4 separate regions of the Homo sapiens genome follow, and all the other regions are linked to region 1. Evidence: chromatin contacts called from ENCODE Hi-C or POLR2A ChIA-PET data. All regions are on one chromosome and are shown on one strand. The core of a region is the stretch at or near the end of the contact, and the rest is flanking DNA. Distances in the headings are between cores, read along the strand shown. Region 1 has its middle 19 kb from the start of LINC01672. Region 2 overlaps CAMTA1 (calmodulin binding transcription activator 1). Region 3 overlaps DNAJC11 (DnaJ heat shock protein family (Hsp40) member C11). Region 4 overlaps CAMTA1 (calmodulin binding transcription activator 1).

Region 1 (2,855 bases), core at 147-2,646:
AGCTCTTGTCTAATGGGTACAGAGTTTCAGTTTCACAAGATGAAGAGCTCTGGAAATGAATGGTGGTGATAGTTGCACAACTGTGAATATACTTATGCCACTGAATGGTATACTTAGAAGTGGTTAAAATAGGACTGGAGCGGTGGCTCACACCTGTAATTCCAATACTTTGGGAGGCCCAGGTGGGCGGATCACCTGAGGTTGGGAGTTGGACACCCGCCAGACTAACATGGAGAAAACCCGTCTCTACTAAAAATACAAAATTAGCCGCGCGTGGTGGCACATGCCTATAATCCCAACTACTCGGGAGGCTGAGGCAGGAGAATGGCTTGAACCCGGGAGGTGGAGGTTGCAGTGAGCCAAGATTGCGCCATTGCACTCCAGCCTGGGCGACAAGAGCAAAACTCCGTCTCAAAAAAAAAAAGTGGTTAAAATATTAAAATATTACATTTTATGATAGGTATATTTTACTAGAATTTTAACAAATAAATTGGGCCAGGCAAGCTGGCTCACACCTGTAATCCCAACACTTTGGGAGGCCACGGAGGGAGGATCACTTGAGCTCAGGAGTCCAAGATCAGCCTGGACAACGTAATGAAACCCCATCTCTACAAAATACGCAAAAATTAGCCAGGCGTGGTGGCGCATGACTGTGGTCCCAGTTACTTAGGAGGCTGAGGTGGGAGGATCACTTAAGCCTGGGAAGTAGAGGTTGTAATGAGCTGAGATGGTGCCACTGCATTCCAGCCCGGGTGACAGAGTGAGACCCCATCTCAAAAAAAAAAAAAAAAAAAAAGGCCGGGTGCGGTGGCTCATGCCTGTAATCCTAGCACTTTGAGAGGCCGAGGTGGGCAGATCACCTGAGGTCAGGAGTTCAAGACCAGCTTGGCCAACATGGTGAAACCCCATCTCTACTAAAAATACAAAAAATTAGCTGGGCATGGTGGTTCGCGTCTGTAGTCCCAGCTACTCGGGAAGCTGAGGCAGGAGAATTGCTTAAACCCAGGAGGTGGAGGTTGCAGTGAGCTGAGATCGCATCACTGCACTCCAGCCTGGTAACAGAGCAAGACTCCATCTCAAAAAAAAAAAAAAAAAAAAAACACCAAATTAATTAACAAAAAAAAGCTCAGGTCTTAGTCTATTAAAAAATATATGGTATCCTGCTTTATTGTAGGTGTTAGCATTATGTTGATTTCAAAGACAGCTTAGAAGCCCAGGCAGGGGCAGCTCAGTGGGCATCTGAGGGCAAGCCCGGACTCTTCTGGAGCCTGGGAGGGAGGAAACTTCTCCTCCTCATGAGTAATGACTGTGGTTTTCTGGCAAACATTAAGGAGGAAGGAACTAAAAATACTTATCGGCCACTCTGCCAAAACTCCACAGTGCTCGGAACGTACCAGGCCAACATGTTGAAGCACTTTCAGAGTGAGAGGGATCTGCCTAAACACCAAGGTCAAAGTCATTTCACACCTTCGCCTTTGCCTCTCGCTGAGCCTGGTGCATAGGAGGAAGGACGGGGCCCCCAGCACAGCTCTAGACCACTGTCCACCCAGGAGAGAGGCAGCAGCAAGGGGAACCAGCCCAGACCTCAGGCGTGTGGCCACAGAGAGGCCTCCCCCAGCCAGCTGCAGGGCCCAGCCGAGCGCTACCAGGAGGGGCCTCTTCTGCTGCCAACTCTAACAAGCTAAGGCAGAAAGAGCATCATAGACATTTCCCTAATGTGTCCTCCCGAGCTGCAGGAATCCAAGCCGAGACACCTGCGGAGGTGGCAGAAGAAGAGGAGAAATAGGTGTGAGAAGACAGCCCAGGTGGAGCAGGGTCCTGGAGGGAGGAGCTTCTTAAACTCCACTGTGCACGTGACTCACTGAGGGGGCTCTGGTTACAATGCAGATTCTGATTAAGCTGATCTAGGGTGGGGCCGAGATCCCGCCTTTCCAACAAGTGCCCAGGTATGCCGACGCAGCTGGCCCATGGACCACATTTTGAGGAACAAAACAAACTCCCCCAACCCCCCGCCAGGCACAGAGGGCAAATAGGGATGGGAGTTGGGGGTTGGCAGTGGTGACTCGGGTGTGGTGAGGTCCTGGTTTGGGGACTGAGGAACATTTTCTGAATCCTGGCCTTACCATACAGGTGGGCATGAAAGCCAACGGCCTGTGACTTTGCATCAGGTGTTGTGATGGTTGAGACTGAGTGTCAACTTGATTGAAGGATACAGAGTATGGATCCTGGGTGTGTCCGTGAGGGTGTTGCCAAAGGAGATTAACGTTTGAGTCAGTGGGCTGGGAAAGGCAGACCCACCCTTAATCTGGGTGGGCACCATCTAATCAGCTGCCAGCTCGGCTAGAAAGTAAGCAGGCAGAAAAATGTGGAAAGAGAGACTGGCTTACCTCCCAGCCTTCGTCTTTCTCCTGTGCTGGATGCTTCCTGCCCTCGAAACATCAGACTCCCAAGTTCCTCAATTTTGGAACTCGGACTGGCTCTTCTTGCTCCTCAGCCTGCAGATGGCCTGTTGTGGGACCTTGTGATGGTGTGAGTTAATACTTAATAAACTCCCCTTTATATATATATCATATAATATATGATATATACAAATATATATATTTATATAAATACATATTATATATAAATAAATATATAAATATATAATATATAAATATATTTATAATTAATTATAAATATATTTATGTAAATATAAATATATTAATATATAATTATAATTATATTTATATAAAATTTATAATTTAATATGTATAATTATATATTATATAATTATAATATATAAATATATAAAGGGGAGTTTATTAAGTATTAAGTTTATATATATATTTATATATATATATATATTCCATGAGCTC
Region 2 (2,855 bases), core at 95-2,594, 120 kb before region 1:
CTGACCTCAAGGATACTCATTCATTCTCCAGTACGTCCTACAAATATTCTTATTTTTAATGTGTTCTAAGATGTGAGAAGTCATGGCTGAAGAAGTATGGGTTAGAGATCATTTCAATTCCATCTCAGTGACAAGAAAAGTTGCTTTAGTTTTCGTTAACCTACAACTTCTGCTGCCAAAGGACAAAAAAGATGATGTGATCTTACTGAAACCAGTAACAGAGATGTTAGACAAATGAATCTCTACTGTAAAGTCACACTCCATGGCCAGGCGCAGTGGCTCATGCCTGTAATCCCAGAACTTTGGGAGGCCAAGGCGGGCGGATCGCTTGAGGTCAGGAGTTCAAGAACAGCCTGGACAACGAGGTGAAACCCCATCTCTACCAACAACACAAAAATTAGCCGGGCGTGGTGGCATGTGCCTGCTACTTGGGAGGCTGAGCCACGAGAATCACTTGAACCCGGGAGGTGGAGGTTGCAGTGAGTTGAGATTACACCACTGCACTCCAGCCTGGGTGACAGGGCAAGACTCTGACCCAAAAAAAAAAAAAAAAAAGTAAGTCACACTCCACTTCTGACAGTTTTTTGGTTTTTTTGTTTTGTTTTTTTGAGATGGAGTCTCACTCTGTCACCCAGGCTGGAGGGCAATGACACAATCTGGGGTCACTACAACTTCTGCCTCCCGGGTTCAAGCAGTTCTCCCACCTCAGCCTCCCAAGTAGCTGGGATTACAGGCATGCACCACCACGCCAGGCTAATTTTTTGTATTTTTAGTAGAGATGGGGTTTCACCATGTTGGCCAGGCTGGTCTTGAACTCCTGACCTCCAAGTAATCCGCCCACCTCGACTTCCCAAAGTGCTGAGATTACGGGTGTGAGTCATTGCGCCCGGCCCTGATAGACCTTTAAGAACAGAATAGGAGCAATACTTTCCTCTTTACAATATGTTAGAATGACAAAAACTAAATCAGTGTATAAGGAAAGAAAAAACAATGTGGTAATTTTGTAGGCACAGAATAAACAGATCAATGAACAAGGAGTTCAGGTAAAAAACCACATATTTGTGGAAACTTAGCACATGGTAATGGCAACATCTCAAATCAGTAGAAAATGATCAATGACTCAATAATAACCATCTTATTTGGAGAAAAATGAAATTAGAGCTCTAACTCATCCCATTCACATATAAAAAAAGTTCAGCTATATTAAACATCTAAGGATAAAAATTCAAAACAAAGAAGAAAATCTAGGGAGAATACTTAATTACTGGTGTGGGAAAGACCAAGTACACATGCCATCAAGGCCAAAAAGATTCAGAGTTTGGGAGCATGACTCATAGGATTGGCATGAGGACATAATGAGTTAAGAAAACTAAGACTGAAATACAGATGACTAAAGGGAGAAATATTATACATACTTCTTTTAAAAGAAAAACAGAAATCAGAAAGAAAAAGAACGAAGAACCTACTAGAAAAAAAGACTGAAGACTATTATAAAAAGTAACATATCCAAAAAAATAGCATAAATGGTCAAACCATGCTAAATTGCAGGAATATACAAAGAAATGTAAATTAAAAGGAGATCTGAGTCTTCTACCTGTTGGGCTGAGAAAGGATTTAAAAGACTGACAACACTTACCATTGGTAAGGGTTTGGGGAAATGGATGCTCTCACTTTTAGCTAATGAGAGTCCAAATTGGTATTCTACAACATTTCTTTTCTTTTCTTTTTTTTGAGACACGGACTTACTCTGTTGCACAGGCTGGGGTGCACTCGCACGATCACAGCTCACTGCAGCCTCGACTTCCTGGGCTCAAGTGATCCTCCCACCTTAGCTTCCCGAGCAGCTGGGACCACAGGAACGCACAACCATGCCCAGCTAATTTTGTTTATTTTGTGTAAAGCCAGGTCTCCCTATGTTGCCCAGGCTGGTCTTGAACTCCTGGGCTCAAGTGATCCTTCTGCCCAGACCTTTCAAACTGCTGGAATTACAGGAGTGGCCACTGCACCTGGCCTGGTACAACATTTCTAAGGGCATATGTCAAATATTTACACTCTGACAAGCACTTCTGTCCTAGAACATAACTGGAGATGTTAAGTGCATCACTTATTGTAAGAGCAAAATATGACGACAACCAATAAGGGATTGGCTGAAAACTTTTTATGGCATACCCGTGCTATGTCTTTATGCACACACATACCCACACACAGGCACTGACACAAAAATGTCCACAACATGGTGTATAAATGGGGAGGAAAAAACAGGGAAGCTGTATATGATTCCTCTTGTATGTACACTCAAACATATATACATACAACACACACGCGATTTACACAAGCATTTGTAAAGTCCAAAAAAGGATATAAATCAAATTGCTCACAATGGTTATCTCCTAGGATGTACAATTTTAGGATAAAATCAGTTTATAATCTCTACACTCCTGTTATTAGAATTTTTCAAAGACCATTTATTACTTTTATAAGTATATATTTTACATACACTGTTGTAATAAAATATAATAAGATAATTTCTATGGGAGGGGACAGCAATCTATGGCAAAAAGGACATAATGATTTGTATGTTCCCTTTCTTCATTAATATGTAAAGTCCTTTAACTATAAGGCAGCTTCCAGTTATGACTGAATGGTCTTAAAACATCCATATTATTTTTTTAGACAAAGGAATGCTCTATACTGCACAGTCAGAAGTTAGATCTTCCTGAGTTATGGCAAAGTTACGACACTGGGGTCCTCATATAAAAGCATAAGACTCAGCAAATAGAGGACAATCTTCTTCACGCATGCATAAATTAGAAGGAGCTACAGCCTGTCAATACGATTTCAGACACACAAAATCA
Region 3 (2,855 bases), core at 157-2,656, 77 kb after region 1:
AGCTTGCCTTCGTCTTGATATTTAACATTTGTTATCTGAGATTCATTAGGAAATTTACACTATGAAATTTAAGGTAGGCCGGCGCAGTGGCTCAAGCCTGTAATCCCAGCACTTCCGGAGGCCGAGGTGGGTGGATCACGAGGTCAGGAGATTGAGACCATCCTGGGTAACATGGTGAAACCCTGTCTCTACTAAAAATACAAAAAAAAATTAGCCAGGGGTGGTGGCGGGCGCCTGTAGTCCCAGCTACTCAGGAGGCTGAGGCAGGAGAATGGTGTTAACCCAGGAGGCGGAGCTTGCAGTGAGCTGAGATAATGCACGGCACTTCAGCTTGGGCGACAGAGCGAGACTCCGTCTCAAAAAAGAAAAAAAAGAAAGAAATTCATAAGGTGACATTTTCCTTGTAAGATTTCTGCAGCCTCAGAGATAAGTTGCTAAAATAAAGAATGTTTAAGTCACTCTGGAGAGCTGAGTGAAAACTCATTTCAACCTTGGGAAGGGCCAGGAGGGCAGTGAGCTCTCCCTCACCCAGGCCTGAGCCATCGGATGGTGGAACTCATGGTTTGGGGTCCTTCCTGAGGAAAGGCTGTGGCCGGACCCCAGGCAGCATGCACACACCAAAATCAATGGCTGCAGCTCTTTGTGTACGTTTCCCTTACCTCCTGGGTCCTCAACTGTCTTCCCATCTTGATTCTGTGCATAGGTTGTGGAAAGGAGGAGAACCCCTGCTGAAATTCGAGAGGAGTTTGAGCGGCTGCAGAGAGAGAGAGAAGAGAGGAGATTGCAGCAGCGAACCAATCCCAAGGTAAGCCAGGGGCCACGTTTCATGAGGACACTTCATGAAAAGGCCTCATAACTAGAAGCCAGGTCTGAAATAATGAGGTGCTGGTGGATTGTTAAAGTAAAAACATACAAGCTGGTGGGACAAAATTTAGCTTATATTATGTCAAAGTTGTATCTTTCTGGAAAACACCTCCCTGGTAGCCATCAGCCACACTGCTGCTCATCTCCAGGAGGTTTTGTACCATGTGGAGGGAAGACAAAACCAGTCCCCTGTTTTTTCCAGAAGTCTGGGAGTTTCGCCAAGCAGATATACAGGCTAGTCACTGAAGGCTGTTTCCTCCAACTGTGCTGCCCAAGTCCTTGACACTGGAAATCAGAGGACAGAGGCAGGCAGGGCAGAGGACAGCCACCTAACCACCTAAGCATTGAGGCAGCAGAAGTCCTTGCTTACCCGTTAGGATACGGAGAGCCAAATAATGCAGAGGGCTCAGGGCATGTCCACATGGCCTTGAGCAGAAGTCCCTGCTCACATCACCCCAGGGCATTGGTGCCGTGACCACCGGTCACTGGGTTGTTTGAGCAGCATCGGTGTCCCAGATCACCGATGGAGTTTAAGTCCTTTAAATACTGAGTCAGAGTTACTTTTCAATGCTAAGTGTGCTCTCTTTTTCCTTTCAGTTTGCTGGGGAGGTTGTTCTGCACGTGTGCCCCAGCTCTGTGGCAAGTAGGATAGCTTGGTCACTTTGAGATTCCAGTTGCACTGAATGGCTAATGAAACATGGCCCGGTGTACTGTTCAGCTGTGTTTAAAAAGAGGGCTCAATGGCCAGACCCTATCACTGTGGCCAGGATGGCCTGGCAGAGAGCCTGTATCTGTCATGATAAGGAGCTGGGAGCTCCCCGGTCTTCCATCAGCCTCTTCTCCCATGATCTGTGTCAAATCATCAACGTTGTTGGAAGGAGAGCAGAAGCCATACAAAGTTATAAGTAGCATTATTATTTTCTTTAAACCTTGTAAAGGAATAGAATAGGCCGGGTGCGGTGGCTCACTCCTATAATCCCAGCACTTTGGGAGGCAGAGGCGGGCAGATCACCTGAGGTCAGGAGTTCGAGACCAGCCTGGGCAATATGGTGAAACCCCATCTCTACTAAAAATACAAAAAAATTAGCCAGGCATGGTGGTGCATGGCCACCAGCCTCCCGAGTAATTTCAGCTACTTGGGAGGCTGAGACAGGAGAATAGCTTGAACCAGGGAGGTGGAGGTTGTGGTGAGCCAAGATCATGCCACTGCATTCCAGCCTGGACAACAGAGTGAGACTCCATCTCAAAAAAAAAAAAAAAAAAAGAAAAGAAAGAAAAAAAACAAATGCTGGCTTAAACTGGGATGCACAGTAAGATAAACCTCTGATGAAATACATTCCGGAAAGCAGTTTATTTAAGACCCATACAGCATTTAAAGGACCATATATCCAGAACATGTCCATCTCTTTGAATCCCACATTTCAAAGTATATCTGACCAGATAAAATTATGGATGGGAATGAAGCTTGTGTATCACTCATTATCATGTGTAATCAATAAATGATTTAATTCTCTTGGGAAAAAAGTGTATATTTGAAAATGGTAACACCTCTGCTCCCATCTACTCACTCTCCCCCTCAACAGAAGTGCAGGGTTACCTTTTGGTCAGATGGAGGTAGAGAATCAAAACCCTGGGTGAACCGAGCCAGGGAGTTTAGGATAATTGGGAGAGTTGAAAATCTCCGAGGTGCCCTGAGCTGTGCTCATGGTTCCTGCTTGGATCTCCCAGCCAGGTGCCCGGAGGGAGGTCTGGCTTGGAAGGTCGGTATTGGCAGATGGAGGTGGGATGGGGGAGGTGGGGGTGCCTGGCAAGAGCAGGCTGTTCCTTTGGTGTTTTTGATGTTCTGGCTGGAGGTTTGCTGTGTTAGGAGCAGTGAAAGGGAAAGAGAACCTCACTATCATCCTGCATCCGTGTCCCATGATCAAATCGGCCATCTGGGGGTGTGTGGCAGTTGCTTATTGGGACTCTATGCAAATGTGTCTGCAGGCCAT
Region 4 (2,855 bases), core at 118-2,617, 79 kb before region 1:
CCAGTTCTGCTACTTTCTAATTGTGTGACCTTGGGTAAGTTACTTAATAGTTTCAGTTTTCCCAAATCAACAAGATTAGATTATCTCTAATTCTTCTCCAGACACAAATCCCTATAAAATTTACTGTCATTAAATAACTTAATAGGCCTTACAATTAAGCAACCTTACATAAGTATACAGGCATTGGTTAATAATCTTAAAAGTGAAATACAACAATATCTTTTTCCAGTTATTTACTACGGCTTTGTTCAGTACAGTCTATTTTTTTGAACAGATGAAAAACATCAAAGAACAAAAAATATTTTCTAAGGTCACAAAATCCTCTCCAAACATTTTTCATCTGATTAACACACTTCTTCTCAAGGAAAAGATCTTAAAAGGAAAATATTGGGCATAGAAATAAAGTCTAAAAAATTTACTACATCATATAGAAAGATTTTATGGAGATGAACTTAAGAGAGTTTTGGCATACTAAATCTTTTTTGGTCCATGAACTACATAACCAATTGAATTATAATACCCATCCTCTATTTCTATAAGCAGTATAAAAACTTTAAAAACCTAAAAACTGACTGCTTTCAAGAATTTCAAATTTTAATTTAATAGGAAAATAAGATTAAACCTTTCAAAAAATCTTCCTGTGAAACCAAAAGGAAACTGTTCAACTAAAAGAAAGTTCATAGAAAGTTCTGTATGAATTACACACTATAAAACCTCGGTAATCTTATGTGCTTATGCTCCCTGCACTTCATCCTCCCGAGGGAGGTTCCACGGGCCATAAAACTTTAAAGCAGAGAATACCAGATCACGTGAGCCTTTACCTCCCTTCTCTCTTCCCCTAAAGTACTTTTATTTCCATTTTTTAAAATCCCCCATGATATGTACAATTCTGAAAATAGAGGTGAAATTCTAAAATCTATACTCAATTCAAATATTCAACATTTACAGGTACCTTTTATGAAAACGGCACTATACTGGTTGCTCAATGGATGGGCTTGCTCTGAATTGTATATGAATAGCCATATCTCTGAGAAAGCTATCAGTTTGAAGTACAATTCTGAACACTTACGAGCAGAGTTTTAAACCCCAGCTTCTATGTTTGTGATCACAATCTGATGTTAATTTTCTGTTCTTTTAGCCTCTTCGAGGAACCCAGCTACTGTGCGGTATATAAAGAGTGTGCGTGTGTGTGTGTTTGTGTGTGTGTGTGTGTGTGTGTGTGTGTGTGGTATTTATGTAATAAAGGTACTCTTCTCAACAGCACAATTAACTGCTATAGAAAAGGCTTCAGTCTTCCACTCTGATACCAAATCAGGCAGTGGTAAATGTGACCAAAGGGCAGGGCTGTGTAAGCACTCTCTCAATCTAGTTTCTAAACATTACACTTTACACGGAGGTGTGGCCACAGAGTCAAAAGGAACAGGAATATGACTGGCCAGTGGGTTCCCCTTGATCAGTTTTTAAAGTGTACCATTTCCAGAATTTTAGGTTCACGCTGAATATAAACTGGATGTTTTTAAGAAACATAACAATGGGTAAATTTTCCTACTACATTATAAGGATTGCGAGTTTAATACTGAGAAAAGAATTACTGGAATTTCAAATAGGCAAAATGTTAAAACTCATATTTTTAAATTTCAGTGTTTCTACAGGTGAAGTGGGATACAGAGAAACTTTGATTTTACACTGGAAAAGAACTTTACATGGCTATACTGCATAAAAATCTGTTTTTAAATTAAAATCTGCTTTTTAATGTTTTGGGATAACTAAGAATGATAAAATAACTAAACACATGCACCAGTTTTCAAATCCTAATAATAGTATCTTGAGTGAACAGTAAAATTAAGGCATATACTGGTTTCCACTGCATTATTCAGTATTCAATACAAATAGTTGAACTTTGACACTGAAAAGTGGGAGTGTCAACCAAATGACAGTAAAACACTTCATTATCATTATCTAACAAAATATATGTGTATGGTATTAGACTTTACAAAATAATTTTCTAACCTACTTCACAATAAAAAAATAACTAGTGAGGCTCTTGAAAATGACAGATGATTTGCTTGACTGACAACTCTAATTCTAAAGAACGAACCATCCTTTCTAGTCAACCTACAAGGTGTAGTATAATATAACTTTCCAATATGCAAAAAAATGCTCATTCACTTAGACAAAAAGCAGAATTACTGTTTTCATGTTTTGTTTCAAAAAAATGAGATTCACATTGCCAAATCCTTTACTTAAATCCAAAGAAATGTATTTGACCTTTTCCTTCGAAAATTCTGTGACTTCTGCCAAGGTAAATTATAACTATATTAACTAATCTAGAAATGATACATTCATTTTACTTTGATTCATAATAAAAAATAATGTTGGTTCTATGAATAATGATGAACACTGTTATTCATTCAAGTTGATTACGATTAATCTTTCAAACTCTAGACCAAACTGTTCAAACAGTTTGGTATAACAGTGTATCAAATTGCTAAATCTTATTGGGAATATCTTTGATCAACAACATGGAGTAGTAAAATCAAAAGGAAGCTCTACAATTTTCTGTTTAGCTCTAATTATTATGTGCTTAGATTTAATTAGTAGGATAGGAACTGAAAACATAAACATATATTGTTATATTCAAGTCAGCATAATGCTCACAGCAGCAAATACAGCCATTACTAACCTAAGGCCTTCAAATCACCATATATCCAAAATACATATTAATTAAGCACTATGTGCCAAACACTGATCTGATTTTGCATTATTCTTTTCCAAAGTCTCCAAAGTGAATTAAACCCAGTAGTAATTCTACAAAAGATTTTTAAAAGGTTAAAGAAACAGAAACTAACAGCTTT

What was found. A loop is a pair of places that touch in the nucleus more often than their neighbours do. ChIA-PET counts read pairs that join two places held with the same protein, here RNA polymerase II (POLR2A). Pooled maps may share reads with other maps.
Region 2: a pooled map shows a loop between it and region 1 (4-fold over the local background). The contact joins two enhancer-like sites. A Hi-C loop is called at or near these places in 1 of 168 maps with a recorded cell type or tissue (aorta) and 4 of 50 pooled maps. POLR2A ChIA-PET finds 5 or more read pairs at or near these places in 1 of 52 experiments (HEK293).
Region 3: POLR2A ChIA-PET joins it to region 1 with 11 read pairs in Panc1. The contact joins two enhancer-like sites. POLR2A ChIA-PET finds 5 or more read pairs at or near these places in 2 of 52 experiments (Panc1 and activated CD4-positive, alpha-beta T cell).
Region 4: a pooled map shows a loop between it and region 1 (2.8-fold over the local background). The contact joins two enhancer-like sites. A Hi-C loop is called at or near these places in 2 of 50 pooled maps. POLR2A ChIA-PET finds 5 or more read pairs at or near these places in 2 of 52 experiments (H1 and PC-3).

Annotation. Positions count from the first base shown.
Region 1 is chr1:6,742,477-6,745,331 of GRCh38, reverse strand. No RefSeq gene overlaps it. Among named protein-coding and RNA genes, the nearest start is that of LINC01672, 19 kb to the right of the region's middle. Within about 2 kb of position 1,396, at least 22 of the 41 ENCODE cell types and tissues checked have a DNase peak (open chromatin) inside an H3K27ac peak, as active enhancers do.
Region 2 is chr1:6,858,665-6,861,519 of GRCh38, reverse strand. The region is part of intron 3 of CAMTA1 (calmodulin binding transcription activator 1); the gene reads right to left. Among named protein-coding and RNA genes, the nearest start is that of CAMTA1, 75 kb to the right of the region's middle. Within about 2 kb of position 1,344, at least 9 of the 41 ENCODE cell types and tissues checked have a DNase peak (open chromatin) inside an H3K27ac peak, as active enhancers do.
Region 3 is chr1:6,665,659-6,668,513 of GRCh38, reverse strand. It overlaps DNAJC11 (DnaJ heat shock protein family (Hsp40) member C11), which reads left to right. Exons shown (of 16, transcript NM_018198.4): 4 at 704-805. Among named protein-coding and RNA genes, the nearest start is that of DNAJC11, 35 kb to the left of the region's middle. Within about 2 kb of position 1,406, at least 3 of the 41 ENCODE cell types and tissues checked have a DNase peak (open chromatin) inside an H3K27ac peak, as active enhancers do.
Region 4 is chr1:6,821,168-6,824,022 of GRCh38, reverse strand. All of the region lies in intron 2 of CAMTA1 (calmodulin binding transcription activator 1), which reads right to left. Among named protein-coding and RNA genes, the nearest start is that of CAMTA1, 37 kb to the right of the region's middle. Within about 2 kb of position 1,367, at least 5 of the 41 ENCODE cell types and tissues checked have a DNase peak (open chromatin) inside an H3K27ac peak, as active enhancers do.